Linked DNA regions of Homo sapiens: region 1 is linked to region 2. A link is an interaction called in ENCODE POLR2A ChIA-PET data of the cell type or tissue named here. Cell type or tissue: HepG2. All regions are shown on one strand. Links, peaks and the distances in the headings refer to the core of each region. The heading gives the core; the rest is flanking DNA. Region 1 has its middle 23 kb from the start of TUBG2. Region 2 overlaps DNAJC7 (DnaJ heat shock protein family (Hsp40) member C7).

What was found. Peaks named below come from ENCODE experiments on the same cell type or tissue, not always from the same donor. Only the 100,000 strongest peaks of a DNase experiment are listed, where the experiment ranks them.
Region 1: POLR2A ChIA-PET joins it to region 2 with 5 read pairs; 3 of 35 experiments call an interaction of 5 or more read pairs at or near these places.

Annotation. Positions count from the first base shown.
Region 1 is chr17:42,632,206-42,640,536 of GRCh38, forward strand. No RefSeq gene overlaps it. Among named protein-coding and RNA genes, the nearest start is that of TUBG2, 23 kb to the right of the region's middle. In HepG2, for the core only: no CTCF peak of the experiment used is centred there; no DNase peak of the experiment used is centred there; H3K27me3 peaks cover 974 bases.
Region 2 is chr17:41,998,027-42,006,357 of GRCh38, forward strand. It overlaps DNAJC7 (DnaJ heat shock protein family (Hsp40) member C7), which reads right to left. Exons shown (of 14, transcript NM_003315.4): 2 at 2,456-2,544. Among named protein-coding and RNA genes, the nearest start is that of DNAJC7, 15 kb to the right of the region's middle. In HepG2, for the core only: no CTCF peak of the experiment used is centred there; a DNase peak (open chromatin) is centred at 4,975.

The DNA of each region.
Region 1 (8,331 bases), core at 247-8,246, 630 kb after region 2:
AAGGTTCCTATGATCATGCTACTACTGCACTTCAGCCTGGTCAGCAGAGAGAGAGATCGTGTCTCAAAAAAAAAAAAAAAGTTAAAAAGGTTAAATAGTAAATTTTATGTTATATGTACTTTATAAGTTTTTTTAAAAAATAAACAATTTTTAATTAAAAAATGTAACTGATGGCCAGGCATGGTGGCTCACGCCTATAATCTCAGCACTTTGGGAGGCCGAGGCAGGCGGATCATGAGTCAGGAGATCAAGACCATCCTGGCTCACACTGTGAAACCCCGTCTCTACTAAAAACACAAAAAATTAGCTGGGCGTGGTGGCAGGCGCCTGTAGTCCCAGCTACTTGGGAGGCTGAGACAGGAGAATCCCTTGAACCTGGGAGACAGAGGTTGCAGTGAGCAGAGATCGCGCCACTGCACTCCAGCCTGGGTGACAGAGCAAGACTCTGTCTAAAAAAAAAAAAATGCAACTGACTTATTTATATGGACTATATATCCCATAACCTTTCTAAACTCCCTTATTAGTTCTAAACTCCCATATTAGCTTTTTTTTTTTTTTGGTACATGCCTTAGGATTTTCTATGTACAATTATGTCTTCTGTAAATAATAGTTTTATTTCTTCCTTTCAAAAATAAAAATAGAAAGACATCTCTACATTAACAAAGGCACCAGAGTATACATTTTCTTTTTCTGTATCCTCAATAGCTTCTAGATAGGCCATGAAGGAGAAACAGTGCTACACAGAGGTCAATTCAGATTAGGAAAGATAAGATTAAAATTACTTTGATTCAAACACATGAGAACAGTTTAGGAATGACTATGCTTCAACATGTGATTAACAGCCATATATCACTCCTGAGATAGGGAGGAACTATGGCAGAGGGAAGCAGGGAAGTGCACACAAGTTTGTTTCCTTGGTTTATCAGCTCCTTATTTGAGCACAGAGTGATTCAACCAGCGAGCACTGCTTCAACCTGTTTGGTCTTGGTCTATCTAGAAAACTCACTGGCAGACTTGTTTCTATCGCTAACTTACAGTTGGGCTTGAAGCAAGCAAGGGAAGAGTTCTCAGAATAGTCACGGACTGGCCCAGACAGCCAGCGACTGTCTGAGACCTGCTGGGCCCTAGGGACAATCACCGAAGTCGGGAGAGGTAAGAAGCCAGAGGGGGCCGGGCGTGGTTGCCCACGCCTATAATCCCAGCACTTTGGGAGGCTGAGGTGGGTGGATCACTTGAGGCCAGGTGTTCGAGACCAGCCTGGCCAACTTGGTGAAACCCTGTCTCTACTAAAAAAACAAAAATCAGCCGGGCGTGGTGGCAGGCACCTGTAATCCCAGCTACTAGGGAGGCTGAGGCAGGAGAATCACTTGAATCTGGGAAGCCGAGGTTGCAGTGAGCCGAGATCGTGCCACTGCACTCCAGTCTGGGCGACAGAGTGAGACCCCGTCTTCAAAAAGAAAAAAAGGAAGCCAGAGGGGCAGGCCAGCCAGGGCTCAGAAAACAAGAGCTCCAAAACTAGCAAACGAAACACTTTTCATTAGTGCAAAGTGTTAAGGACTTAAAATATCCTTAAAAAGCTATATCTTCTCTCTCTTTTTTTTCCCATTTCTTTTTAGAGATCGGGCCTCACTCTGTCACCCAGGCTAGGGTGCAGTGGCATAATCATAGCCCACTGCGGCCTCGAACTCCTGGAAATATTTGGAACTATAGGCAGGGGCCACCATGCGTGTGTTTTTTTGGGCTTTTTTTTTTTTTTTTTTTTTTTTGGTAGAGACAGGGTCTTCCTATGTTGCCCAGGCTGGTTTCAAACTCCTGGTCCCAAGGGATCCTGCCATCTTGGCCTTGGGAGTCCAAGGGATTATACGCATATAATCCCAAATCCTGGGATTATACACATGTGCCACTGTGCCCAGCCTCCTGTCTTCAATTAGAGTGTGAAATTACTATTCTGAGAACTTTACAGTGTTGATTTTTTTTTTTTTTTGAGGCAGTCTCTCTCTGTCGCCCAGGCTGGAGTGCAGTGGCGCCATCTCGGCTCACTGCAAACTCTGCCTCCCCGGCTCAAGCCATTCTCCTGCCTCAGCCTCCCGAGTCGCTGGGACTACAGGCACCCACCACCACGCCCGGCTAATTTTTTGTATTTTTAGTAGAGACGGGGTTTCACGGTGTTAGCCAGGATGGTCTCGATCCCCTGACCTCATGATCCGCCTGCCTCAGCCTCCCAAAGTGCTGGGATTACAGGCGTGAGCCACCGCACCCGGCCTACAGTGTTGATTTAACAAACCAAATGATAGTAGGAAACTAAAATCATGTCAAATGTTAATGCTTAATAACAATATCCTAAATAGTTTTTAATTTAAAAATTTGCCTAGCACTGTGTTACTAACCTGTAGTCCTACCTACTACTAGGAGGCTGAGGCAAGAGAATTGCTTCAGCCCCAGGAGTTCAAGGTTGCAGTGAGCTATGATCATGCCACTACACTCCAGTCTGGGCAACAGAGAGACTCTGTTTCTACAAAAATAAATAAATAAGTAATAAATATCAATTAAATCAAAATGGACTAAAATTCTCAACATACATATAAAAATAATGGAAGCAGGCCAGGCGTAGTGGCTCACGCCTGTAATCCCAGCACTTTGGGAGGCCAAGATGGGCGGATCACCTAAGGTCAGGAGTTCAAGACCAGCCTGGCCAACATGGCAAAACCCTGTCTCTACTAAAAATACAAAAATTATCTGGGTGTGGTGGCAGGTGCCTGTAATCCCACCTACTCTGGAGGCTGAGGCAGGAGAATCGCTTGAACCTGGGAGGAGGAGGTTGTAGTGAGCTGAGATTGCACCATTGCACTCCAGCCTGGGCGACAAGAGCAAGACTCCATCTCAAAAAATAATAATAATAAAATAAATAATGGAAGATGTAGGAATAAAGGAATAATAACTTAATCCCAGATACTTAAAAAAATCAATTTACAAAATATAATAACATATTAAAACTTTATGTAAGAAATATATTTTACCATATTAGAAAATATTTCAGGCTGGGGACAGTGGCTCATGCCTGTAATCCCAGCACTTTGGGAGGCCAACATGGGAGGATCGCTTGAGGCTAGGCGTTCAAGACCAGCCTGGGCAACATATCAAGACCCCGACTCTATTACATTTTAAAAAAATATTTTAAGTTTTGGTCAGGCACGGTGTCTCAAGCCTGTAATCCCAGCACTTTGGGAGGCTGAGGCGGGTGGATCACTTGAGGTCAGGAGTTGGAGACCAGCCTGGCCAACATGGTGAAACGCCCATCTCTACTAAAAAAACAAAAATTAGCCGGGCATGGTTGTAGGCGCCTGTAATCTCAGTTACTCAGGAGGCTGGGGCAGGAGAATTGCTGGAACCCAGGAGGTGGAGGCTGCAATGAGCCGAGATCACGCCATTGCACTCCAGCCTGGGTGACAAGAGCAAAACTCCATCTCAAAAGAAGAAAAAAAAAGGTATTTGTGAAAGCATAGAAGCACAAATGGTTGGAATAGCAGGATCTTTTCTTTTCTTTTCTTTTTTGAGACAGGGTCTCGCTCTGTCACCCAGGCGGGAGTGCAGCGGCAAGAGCTTAGCTCACTGCAACCTATGCCTCCTGAGTCCAAGCAATCCACCCACTTCAGCCTCCCGAGTAGCTAAGACTACAGGCACATGACACCATGCCCGGCTAATTTTTGTTCTTTATATAGAAGCGGGATTTCACCATTGCCCAGGCTAGTTTCGAACTCCTGGACTCAAGTGATCTGACCACCTCAGCCTCCCAAAATGCTGGGATTATAGGCGTGAGCCACTGCGCCAGCCCAACAGCAGGATCTTAGAAAGGATCTCTGACAAAAGGCCCAACATAAATATATAATTGGTTAAATAGAAATCATGTTTAAGAAGGAAAAAAAATATGTGTAATTTTCCTAATAAAAGGAAAATACAGACCATGCACATAATACTAATACTATTATTTGTAAATGATTCAAATACATTTTTGAAAAAGAGAAGGATCTGAGTTTCCTCATTCACGATACGGTGAGTTAAACTAGACTTGTGTGCTTATAATGGGCCATAGGTGTGCTGGATCGGGACCCTTCCGCTCTGGCTGGAGCCTGCAGGCAGCCCATCCTGCAGCAAGCTGCTTCTTCCCTTCCCTTTTCTTGGGGTGTTGGATAACTTCTTCATTTTCTATGTGAACCCTCTGCAAGAAAGCCCGGGAAGCCTACTTAAGAAATGAGCTCCAGGTCCTGCTTAGGTCTAGCATGTGTCACTGTACCTCTAATAAATCATCATGATGCACTGTAGCAACAAGACAAACAGACAGAACCTCCATGTTGCACAAAAGGTAATGAAAATGACAGAAATGGCCGGGCGCAGTGGGTCACGCCTGTAATCCCAGAACTTTGGGAGGCTGAGGCAGGGAGATCACAAGGTCAGGAAATCAAGAACATCCTGGCCAACATGGTGGAACCCCATCTCTACTAAAAATACAAAAATTAGCTGGGCATGGTGGCGGGTGCCTGTAGTCCCAGCTACTTGGGAGGCTGAGGTAGGAGAAACGCTTTAACCCAGGAGGCGGAGGTTGCAGTGAGCTGAGATCGTGCCACTGCACTCCAGCCTGGTGACAGAGCAAGACTCCATCTTAAAAAAAAAAAATGACAGAAATACCCCTATTCTTCTAATAGCTACATTTCTGTAAGTTAAATACTTCAAAAAAGTTAGGGCTGGGCGAGGTGGCTCACACCTGTAATCCCAGCACTTTGGGAGGCTGAGGCGGGCGGATCACGAGGTCAGGAGATCGAGACCATCCTGGCTAACACGGTGAAACCCCGTCTCTACTAAAAATACAAAAATTAGCTGGGCGCGGTGGCGGGCGCCTGTAGTCCCAGCTACTCGGGAGGCTGAGGCAGGAGAATGGCGTGAACCCGGGAGGTGGAGCTTGCAGTGAGCCAAGATCGTGCCACTGCACTCCAGCCTGGGCGACAGAGCAAGACTCCGTCTCAAAAAAAAAAAAAAAAGTTGGATGGGGTCTTGCTATGTTGCCCAGGCTGGCACTTTTCTGTCTTTCTTTCCTTTTTTTTTTTTTTTAGACAGAGTCTCACTCTGTCATCCAGGCTGGAGTGCAGTGGTGCAATCTTGGCCCACTGCAACCTCTGCCTCCCAGGATCACATAATTCTCATGCCTCAGCCTCCCTAGGATTAGAGGTGTGCACCACTATCACCAGCTAATTTTTGTATTTTTAATAGAGACAGGATTTCACCATGTTGGCCAGGCTGGTCTCAAACTACTCGAACAAGTAATCTTCCCACCTCGGCCTCCTAAAGTGCCAGGATTACAGGTGTGAGCCACCTTGCCCGGCCTCAAATTTATGTTTGGAATAAGTTTTCCATTTAAAAGCAACTGTGGGCCGGGTGTGGTAGTTCATGGCTGTAGTCCCAGCACTTTGGGAGGCCGAGGTTGGCGGATCACCTGAGGTCAGGAGTTTGAGACCAGCTTGGCCAACATGGTGAAACTTCATCTCTACTAAAATACAAAAATTAGCTGGGTATGGTGGTGCGCACCTGTAATCCCAGCTACTTGGGAGGCTGAGGCAGGAGAATCGCTTGAACCTGGGAGGCATAGCTGAATCCTGAACATGTAACTTCAATCTGATCAGTTATGTATCTTTTCAATGCTCTTCAATAAAAGAAAGAAAAAGACTCAATTAAGCATATTGTAGAGCAGTGCTTCTTAAACTTGAATATGTGTACAAACAACCCAGGAACCTCCTAAAAATGTAGATTTAGATTCAGTAGGTCTGCATGTAGTGGGGCGTGAGACGGTATGTTTTTCTTTTCCTTTTTGTAAAAATAGAGACAGGATCTCTGTCACCCAGGCTGGGGTACAGTGGCTCGACCTTGGCTCACCGCAATCTCCGCCTCCCGGGCTCAAGTTATCCTCCCACCTCAGCCTCCCCAGTAGCTGGGACCACAGGTGTGTGCCACCATATCCAGCTAATTTTTGCATTTTTTATATTTTTATATTTTTTGTAGGGTTTCTCCATGTTGCCCAGGCTGGTCTTGAACTCCTGGTCTCAAGCGATCAGACTTGGCCTCCCAAAGTGCTGGGATTACAGGCTTGAGCCACTGCACCTGGCCTTGCTTTTCCTTTTTTTGAGACAGGGTCTGGCTCTGTCCCCCAGGCTAGAATGCAGTGACGCCATCATGGCTTACTGCAGTCTCAGCCTCCTAGGTTTAAGGGGTCCTTCCACCTCAGCCTCTGAGTAGCTGGGACTACAGACGTGCACCAACACACCTGGCTGATTTTTTTTTTTTTTGGTAGAGATGGGGGTCTCCCCATATTGCCCAGGCTGGTCTCAAACTCCTGGGCTCAAGCGATCCGCTCACCTCAGCCTCCCAAAGTGCTGGGATTACAGGTGTGAGTCACTGCACCCGGCTGAAATGGTATATTTTAAGCAAGCTCCCAGGTTGTCCAGAACCACACAGTGAAGAGCATGGCTACAGAACGGTGGTTCTCACACTTTCGGTGCATGAGAATCACTGGGAGGGCTTGTTAAACCAGATCGTTGGGCCCACCCCCAGGGTTTCTGACTTAGAAGGTCTGGGGTGGCATATGATATTCTGCATTTCTAACAAGTTTCTCCATGATACTGATGTTGCCTGTCCGGGGACCACACTTGGAGATCCACTGCTGCCAAGGAAAGCATATTAGATTGTGAGAGTCAAAACCCGGGTTACTAACTGGCCCTATGACTCTATCAGGTAGAAATGCATTCAACAGAACAACCAATTAACAGTAGCTTAAACAAATAATAGTTTGTTTTTCTCATTTGTTAAATCCAGAGGTGGGCAGTCCAGGTCTGGGGTGCTTCTTAGAAAGTCAGCAAGAACACGTGGTCTTTCTTTCTTTCTGCTCCACCATCACTAACGTGGCTTTTGCGTTCATAGGCACAAGATGGCTGTGGAACCAAGTTCCTAGCAGAAAGAAGGGAGCAGAGACTGGGCATGGTGGCTCACACCTGGAATCCCAGCAGTTTGGGAGATGGAGGCAGGATAATTACTTGAGCCCAGGAGTTTGAGACCAGCCTGGGCAATGTGGTGAAACCTGGTCTCTACAGAAAAAAACACAAAAATTAGCTGGGAGGCATGCACCTGTAGTCCCAGCTACTTGGGAGGCTGAGGTGGGAGGATCACCTGAGCCCGGGAGGTTGAGGCTGCAATGAGCCGAGATCATGCCACTGCACTCCAGCCTGGGTGATGGAGTGAGACCCTGTTAAAAAAGAAAAAAAAAAAAGGAAGGAGGGAGGGAGGGAACGAGAGAGAGAGAGAGGAAGAAGGAAGGAAGGGAGGGAGGGAGGGAGGGAGGAAGGAAGGTAGGTAGGAAGGAGCAGAGCCAATGGGGAAGGAGCATCCAGCTTCACTTGCCCTTTTGAGAAAGTTTACCCAGGAGCCCTGCTCCATGACTTCTGCTTACATCTCGTTGGCCTGAACTGTGGCAAACACAGACCAATCACTGGGCGGCAACTAGGGTGAAAGGGTGAGACTTGCTGCTTGACACTGTCTGCCACAGGGACCTCTGATGTAGACACAAAATCTTAAGCCATGCATAGTAGCACGCATTTGTAGTCCCAGCTACTTGGAAGACTGAGGCAGGAAGATTGTGTGAGTCCAAGAATTGGAGGCCAGCCTGGGCAACAGAGCGAGACCCTCTCTCTCTGTCTCTCTCTCTTTGAAACAGAGTCTTGTTTTGTCACCCAGGCTGGTGTGCAGTGGTGCAAAGACTGCAGCCTCGGCCTCCTGGCCTCAAGCGATCCTCCCACTTAGGCCTCCCAAAGTGCTGGGATTAGAGGTGTTAGCCACCATGCCCAAGACAAGGTCTTGCTCTGTTGCCCAGGCTGCAGTGTGGTGGGATGATCTCATCTCACTGCAGTGACCCTATCTCTTAAACAAAAAAATCTTAATATAATTTCAATGCTACAGAAGCTCCCAAAAGTAGGCACGTACCTCAGCTCTGTGACCCTCAGTCTGCTTATCCATAAAATGTATGAGATGCATGACTGGCATTTTGCGTAGGACAATTCATCAGCGTGTGGAGCTCTCCTGTGCATCGCAGAGTGTTTAGCCTCTCTAATCTCTAGGTACCAAATGCCAGTATCACCCACCCACAGCATTGTGATAAAACCAAAGGCCTCTGTGGGTTTGCAAATACCTTCTGGTTGGGTGGGGTATGGGAGGGGACCACCTTCCTGGGCTGGAAACCACCATACTTTTTTTTTTTTTCTGTCACCCAGGCTGGAGTGCAATAGTGTGATCGTA
Region 2 (8,331 bases), core at 274-8,273:
TAATTTTTGTATTTTTTGTTGAGATGGGGTTTTGCCGCGTTGGCCAGGCTGGTCTTGAACTCCTGGCCTCAAGTGATCCATCTGCCTCAGCCTCCAAAAGCGTTGGGATTACAGGAGTGAGCTATTGCACCCAGCCCTGACACACTCTCTTTAGAATGCCACAGCCAGCACAGTGGCTCACACCTATAATCTCAGCACTTTGGGAGGCCGAGGTGGGCAGATCACTTGGGGCCAGGAGTTTTGAGACCAGCCTGGCCAACATGGCAAAACGCTGTCTCTGCTAAAATACAAATAAATTAGCCAAGCATGGTGGCACACACCTGCAATCCCAGCTACTCAGGTGGCTAAGGCATGAAAATCGCTTGAAACTAGGAGGTGAAGGTTGCAATAAGCCAAGATTGTGCCACTACACTCCAGCCTGGGTGACAGTGACACTGTCTCAACAATAAATAAATAGGCTGCATCCAAATTTCTGACTGCTTGTGCAAATGGACAGCAGCAAGGATACAATCAGTTTTAAAACAAAACAAGGTACGGCTTTGAAGTGTAGTGATTATCTTTTGAGGAGAGAGGCAGCTTATTAATCTTAATGAACTGTTTTGTATAATGAGACATTAAAATGAAATGTGCATGTTGAGCTGGGGTAAGCAAATTAGGTGAGAAGAATGCTGACACGGGATTAAAGTATGCTGGCAAATTAAGCATGGAGATAACTAAGACTTCTTTTATGTACAAAGGCCATTTTCTAAGGTAGTAAATGAATTGACAATGACTGAAATGTATTTAGGTGGGTTTTGCCATAACATTCAGTATTTCTGGAATTGCCTTTAATTTATCAAAAGAAAAACTACCCACCCCAGTTAGAAGAAGTTATCACAGCTGGGGATGGTGGCACATCCCTGTAATTCTAGCACTTTGGGAGGCCAAGGTAGGAGGATCGCTTGAGCCCAGGAGTTTGAGACCAGCCGGGGCAACATGGTAAGACCCTGTCTCTATTTTAAAAAATTTAAAGAGTTAAAAAAAAAGAAAAGAAAAAGAAAAAAGTTATCATTCATGAGTTTGTTTTTTTTTTTGAGACGGAGATTCGCGCTTGTTGCCCAGGCTGGAGTGCAGCGACGTGATCTTGGCTCACTACAACCTCTGCCTCCCAGGTTCAAGCAATTCTCCTGCCTCAGCCTCCCGAGTAGCTGGGATTACAAGCGCCCACCACACCTGGCTAATTTTTGTATCTTTAGAGACAGGGTTTCACCATGTTAACAGGCCAGGCTGAAATGAAATGTGCATGTTGAGTTGGGGTAAGCAAATTAGGGGAGAAGAACTCCTGACCTCAGGTGATCCGCCCGCCTCGGCCTCCCAAAATGCTGGGATTACAGGCATGAGTCACCACGCCTGGCCTTCATGAGATCATTAAGCCTGAAGGAGTTCATACAGTAACAGTTATCAACCCATTGGGCAAAAGGCTACTTCTCAGAGAGAAGCTACTTTTCTCAATTTTTTTTAATTTAATTTTTGAGATGGAGTTCTTTGGTCGTCCCCCAGGCTGGAGTGCAACGGCAGGATCTCAGCTCACTGCAACCTCCACCTCCTGGGTTCAAGCGATTCTCCTGCCTCAGCCTCCCTAGTAGCTGGGATTACAGGCACGCACCACCACACCCAGCAAATTTTTGTATTTTGTAGAGACAGGGTTTCACCATGTTAGCCAGGCCGGTCTCAAACTCCTGACTTTAGGTGATCTGCCTGCCTTGGCCTTCCAAAGTGCTGGGATTATAGGCGTGAGCCACTGAGCCTGGCCTATTTTTTTTATCTTTTTGAGATGAAGTCTTGCTTTGTTGCCCAGGTTGGAGTGCAGTGGCACAATCTTGGCTCACTGCAACTTCTACCTCCCGAGTTCAGGCAATTCTCCTGCCTCAGCCTCCCAAGTAGCTGGGATTACAGGTGCCCGCCACCAGGCCCAGCTAATTTTTGTATTTTTAGTAGAGACAGGGTTTCGTCATGTTGGCCAGAGTGGTCTGAAACCCCTGATCTAAAGTGATCCGCCTGCTTTGGCCTCCCAAAGTGCTGGGATTACAGGCATGAGCCACTGAGCCTGGCCTATTTTTTTTATCTTTTTGAGATGAAGTCTTGCTTTGTTGCCCAGGTTGGAGTGCAGTGGCACAATCTTGGCTCATTGCAACCTCTACCTCCCGAGTTCAGGCAATTCTCCTGCCTCAGCCTCCCAAGTAGCTGGGATTACAGGTGCCCGCCACCAGGCCCAGCTAATTTTTGTATTTTCAGTAGAGACGGGGTTTCGTCATGTTGGCCAGAGTGGTCTGAAACCCCTGATCTAAAGTGATCCTCCTGCTTTGGCCTCCCAAAGTGCTGGGATTACAGGCGTGAGCCACCAGGACTTGGCAGCTACTTTTAATAATATTTGGCAAGTAAATGTTTTCTAGCGTAAGTATCAGTTCTTTCTCACCTATGGCTTTTGTATAATAATTATAAGCTTCATTGTAATCTTTCTTGGCATAGTATGCATTTCCTTGTTCCTTGAAAGTCTCTGCTTCCCTGAAAATGAAAGAGAAAGAGAATCATGTTACTTTACAAAGGGAATAACCTCTGTAATCTTACAGGAGGAATCTTTGGTCTAGAGCCCGCAGCACACTGAGCTGAAAGTTAGTGTGATACTTGAAGGATTTATAGATTTGTTGAATAGGCCAATGGACCAAAAGGAGGTGCTAATGAAAGAATCCAAGTTCTTCAGATGCTCCTTTTTGTCACTTAGATACATTCAAACTAAATCAAGAAAACCCCTCTTATGTTCCTGCCTCACCTCACTATTTCTGCCTGTAGTCATCCTCCCCGCAGGACAAATTTAGACATTCCCTCATGGCAAGGAATTTTTCTATCTCCTTCCACAGTGTCACAACTGCTGCCTCTTTTGCAAACTTACAGGAAAAATGGTTACTCCATTCAGGGCAACTTATTTCTCAATGTGAAATAGGTCACATCCTCAAGAGTTTTAATAATTTCACCTCCTGAAAAGTGGCTCATGCATTTGTCACTGGAAGAACAAGCAGAGCAAAGGCAGGTGGCAAAAGAGTTAAAAGCATAGCATGTTGGTGTTTAAGACAGGAACAGAGCTGAGTGACAGCAGAGACTAAGACCGTGGATGACAGGGACATATGAGGTACAGGATGCCAGTGCCATACTATAAGGAGCACCCATCCACTGGTGTTCCCTCTTCCCATCACAACAATGTAGGTACTTGCTGCCCTCTTTGTACTCCCTCCAGTACCTTATATATTCAGCAACTGGGTGATAGCAGTATTTTTTCCCTACCTCTAAGATCTATTTTTTGAAACTGTGCCATTAGACAAAGTATACTTTCCTAAACTTTGTCCTAAAGGAACAATGTTATATAATTGGGAATTAGATTCCCGAGCAAGTACCTAGAATCAAATCAGACATGACCAACAGTGTTTTAAAAGAACTAGTAACCTCTATCAAGATACTCAAAATCATTCCACTGCTCAAGTGATAAAGATAATTCTTTACTGAAATGATTACTGCAACATTAACTAAGTACCTGATCATTTTTGTTATGAGAAACATCTTTCTTTTCCTGTTGTTCACATGCAAAAAAGAACCTAGTTCGGGGTTGCCTGAAGTTGAGGCAAAAGTCCTAGTTCTTAAACCTTGGTGATGGTACAGCAATTTACAGCTTGAGTCTACGGATATCTGCATTAGGGAGATTTGTGATTTACTTAAGTATTTTAAACTACAAACTGGTAAAGTCGCCCTCCTTTTATTGAGGTGATCCTCCCTCTCCATTCTTCTCCATCACTGTCCTGGCAAGCCCTACTAATATGAAAAGGCTGCTAGAAGGAGAAGGCAAATGGGAATGACCTATAAATGCTGACAGCTGTGAAATGTGATGGATATAAATCTGCTTGAGTAACTGTCTATACCAACTATCACAATGCTGAAAAGAGGCCTTCTGCTATGAAAAATCTTCAAGAAAGATCCCCCAATTGCAAGATTTAAAGAACCAACTGAAATCTTGCTACATGGTATTCACCATCCTGTAACTCTAAATTAAGCAAAGTGCTTATAAAAACTCTCAGGAGCCTATCCTTTAAGAGCAGACATGCCAAGGGATTTGAACAAAGGACTTCCCCAAAACTGGATTTCGATTAGTCAAACTGCTGTGAAGAAATGGAGTAGCAAATTCCAAAGTAAGACATTAGGCCCAAACTCCATCAGAGAAGATCTAGCCTCTTCTTCAGTTGGCTAGTGGCTAAGAATATACAAATCTTTGAGGAAAACGAAGACATCTAGGTACCTGGGGAGACACTGTGTCAGCAGTATAAAGCTTGTTAGTCGAAAGTGAAATAATGTACAGGGCTGCTGAAAGGTGCCCCTAGTCTCCTCCTTCCTAAGACACTACCCCTATGGAGGTCGGGGAGTTCAGGACTGGCTTCTAGAAAAAATGCAAAGGATGATTTTGGTGGACAGTTACTAATAACTACTGAGGCCAGGTACTTTCCATACAGTATCCTCTATAAAACACAGTCCGGTGAACTTCATTATTCCCATTTTTCAAAAGAGGAAATAAGGCCTGGGGGTTAAATAACTTGCCTGAGGTCAGGATGTTACCCATGTTTGTCAGAATACAAAGCTTGTGCACTTTCTACTATGCCAAGCTTTCTCTCTAATGCTTGCCTCCGCTTACTGCTAACTATTTTGAAAATTAGTCTGTACTACGAGGAGTAAGACATGGACAATATATGTAAGACATGGACAATACATATAAATTTGTTTAAACTAAGACACACAGTACACCCCACATGTAATATTCAACCCCAGAACCAAAATCGGTATTTAAATAAGCTAAATGACATTCCTAACAATTAGTCATAGAGGAAGCAGGGCTCCTTTCTCTTTAAGATGCAAGACCTAGTGAACTGGACTTTGCCTCCCCAAAGAAATGCATTTCATTTTAGTAAATGGTGAGTAGATTCCATTCTAGAGCAAACAAAGCAAGTAATGTAGAGTCAGCCCACAGCAAAAAGAACAAGAAGAATTGTGTTGTGACAAGTTGCCATGTTTTTAACCTCACACTGCACAGCATCAGGCCAGAATTAGCTATTCCCACACAACTGCCTCATGAAAAGGACTTATTTTCATAGAAACGTGGCTGATTAACAGCTGCCTAAACAATGGGCACTTAGTGCTTTTAGACTGAACGCTTATTTTTTGCCTTCAGGTCCAATGCCCAAAGTGGACTGGAGTCCCTCCTTCATTTTGAACCTCCCCACCAAATACACAACAAGCTTTAACCAGTGGGCCTGACCCTGCGAGACCAGTCGAGGAAAGAGTGGATCTTTGGAATCCAGCATGGCAGCAGCAAGAACTGAACAAGGCTGCATCAGGAACAATTCCAGTGTCAAATCCATTCAAGTCCTGCCCTGGAAGTCTGAGAAAGGGCTGAAGCTTGTTCAAGTTGCCTTTACAGCAAAGGGACTGAAGGATGAGATGTCAAAGGCGTGGGACTGGAAAAAAAGGAGAAGAGCTGGTTAACACTGGAATTGAAGGCAATCTGGTGGTGGCATCTGTCACTCACTCACTGCCAGGGTCAATTCATCTGATAGCCAAGTGAGGTTGTAACATGCACCTACTGAAACACACCAGTACTGAGAAAAGAAGACTTAGGATTAATTGGCTTCACCTAGACCAATTAAAAAAAAAAAGGATTCCCAATGCACTAAATTAAACTACAGATTATTTTCTGTGGCTACAAAATTAAATTCAGATTAAACTCTTAAATATAATACCACAGCAAAATATAGACTTGGCCATAACTGACCTGATGGTACTATTAACAACTACAATATATTTCTAGTGTTATTTCAGATTTTCGAAGCATTTCCAATGAAGATTTTCAATTTTTTTTTTTTTTTTTTTTTTTTAGATGGAGTCTAACTCTTTTGCCCAGGCTGGAGGGCAGTGGCATGAACTCGGTTCACTGCAGCCTCTGCCTCCTGGGTTCAAGTGTTCTCTCGCCTTAGCCTCCCGAGTAGCTGGGATTACAGGCATGTGCCACCATGCCCAGCTATTTTTTGTATTTTTAGTAGAGACGGGGTTTCATCATGTTGGCCAGACTGGTCTCAAACTCCTGACTGCAAATGATCCGCCTGCCTAGACCTCTCAAAGTGCTAGTAGGATTAAAGGCGTCAGCCACCACGCCTGGCCAAGATTTTCAAATGGCCTTCTGAGGTGGTTATGGCAATAATTTCACCTATCCTCCAACAGAGGAAGAGCTAGTGAGGCAACCAAGATGGCTGCACAGGTCTCCTAAGTCCTAGAAGTTTATGTTTTCCCCCACATCCTGTTAGTGTCAAGGCTTTTAGATTAAAACTAATTTATCCAGTTCTCCCACCAAATCCTTGGGTCAACTTCTAAGCAGAATAGCTTCACAGCTCTGATTCACCAAGAGATGCTGGGAATGACTCCACCTCCACCAATCCAGTCTTTTCATTTTAACTGACAGTAATAAAGTTGCATGAAAACAGCTACTGAAAGGTTTTCCAAAAAAATCTGTCCTCTCTGGATGCATGGAGGATCTCTCACAACAGGATCAGCACACTGGAAGCCCTGGCCTTCAGAGAAGACATCCCATTCATGGTCTCCTTTGCTATTTTAAAATGTATTTCTTTGTTTTTCAGAAATAACCTTGCTGGGCGCAATGTCTCACGCCTGTAATCCCAGCACTTTAGGAGACAGAGACAAGAAGACTGCTTGAGTGCAGGAGTTAGTTTGAGAACAGCCTGGAAAACACAGGGAGACTCTGTCTCTACAAAAATTTAAAAATTAGCTGGGCATGGTGGTGCAAGTCTGTAGTCCCAACTACTTGGGAGGCTAAGATGGGAGGATCACTTGAGCCTGGGAGGTTGAGGCTGTAACGAGCTGTGATTGTACCACTGCACTCTAGCCTGAATGACAGAGCAAGACTGTCTCAAAAAAACAAAACCACCCACCAGTAAGAAAACTGCAGCTTTGAAAACTTGCTCTTCTACAATAAATGTTCGTTAAAATCTGTATATCCTTTAGACATGTAGTTACATTATCTCTCTCAATTCAGCATTCATTCATTGCTGACACTAATTACTCCAACAAACACTGCTAAGGGAATCATTTGGTATCACACAGGTCTTAGCAGGGCTCAGCATCATGTGATTAAATCAGACAACTTGGGCTTATGGTTGCTAGCCAACTTTGCACATTTACAGCTCAACTAAATTAAAAACACATTAAAACATCATAGTTGACATTGCAACATGCCCCAAATTAGATGCCCTATAAAAATTTCCATTTTCTCTCTAAATACTTCCAAGTTGAACACTTAAGATCTCTGCGTTGGGTCAACTAGTCTAACTTTTAGCAATTAAAGCATCAATCAGAAACTTTAGTCAGCCTACACTAATGCAGAATTAATTGTGTGGTAGTTTTTAAAATGTCATTAACATGGCTGGGTTCTCTCTGGAATTGCTTGACATATCACGTATTTGCAGATTATTAAAACAGGGATGAGATTCTTCATCATTTTAAAATTTATTCCACCTCACTGCATGAAAAACAGACTAGCATGGTTTCATTATTCTGCAACACTTGTAACCTAGGAAATGTGGATCCAAATTTTATATGACAAAAAGCACACCGCACTGTGGTTTGATTTTGTTTTTTCTTTTTTTTTGAGACGAAGTCTGGCTCTGTCACCCAGGCTGGAGTGCAGTGGCGCAATCTTGGCTCACTGCAATCCCCACCTCCTGGGTTCAAGCAATTCTCCCACCTCAGCCTCCCTAGTAGCTGGGATTACAGGCACACGCCACCATGCCTGGCCAATTTTTTTTTGAGAAAAGAGCTTTATTTATTTATTTATTTAATTTTTTTTATTTTTTGAGACACAGTCTGACTGTCACCCAGGCTAGAGTGCAGTGGCGTGATCTCAGCTCACTGCAAGCTCTGCCTCCCAGGTTCATGCCATTCTCCTGCCTCAGCCTCCCAAGTAGCTGGGACTACAGGTGCCCACAACCACGCCTGGCTGATTTTTTTGTATTTTTAATAGAGACGGGATATCATCGTGTTAGCCAGGATGGTCTCAATCTCCTGACCTCTGTCACCTCTGTTACCTAGGCTGGAGTGCAGTGGCGCAATCTCGGCTCATTGCAACCCCCACGTCCTGGGTTCAAGCAATTCTCCCACCTCAGCCTCCTGAGTAGCTGGGATTACAGGCACACGCCACCACGCCTGGCCAATTTTTTTTTTTTTGAGAAAAGAGCTTTATTTATTTAT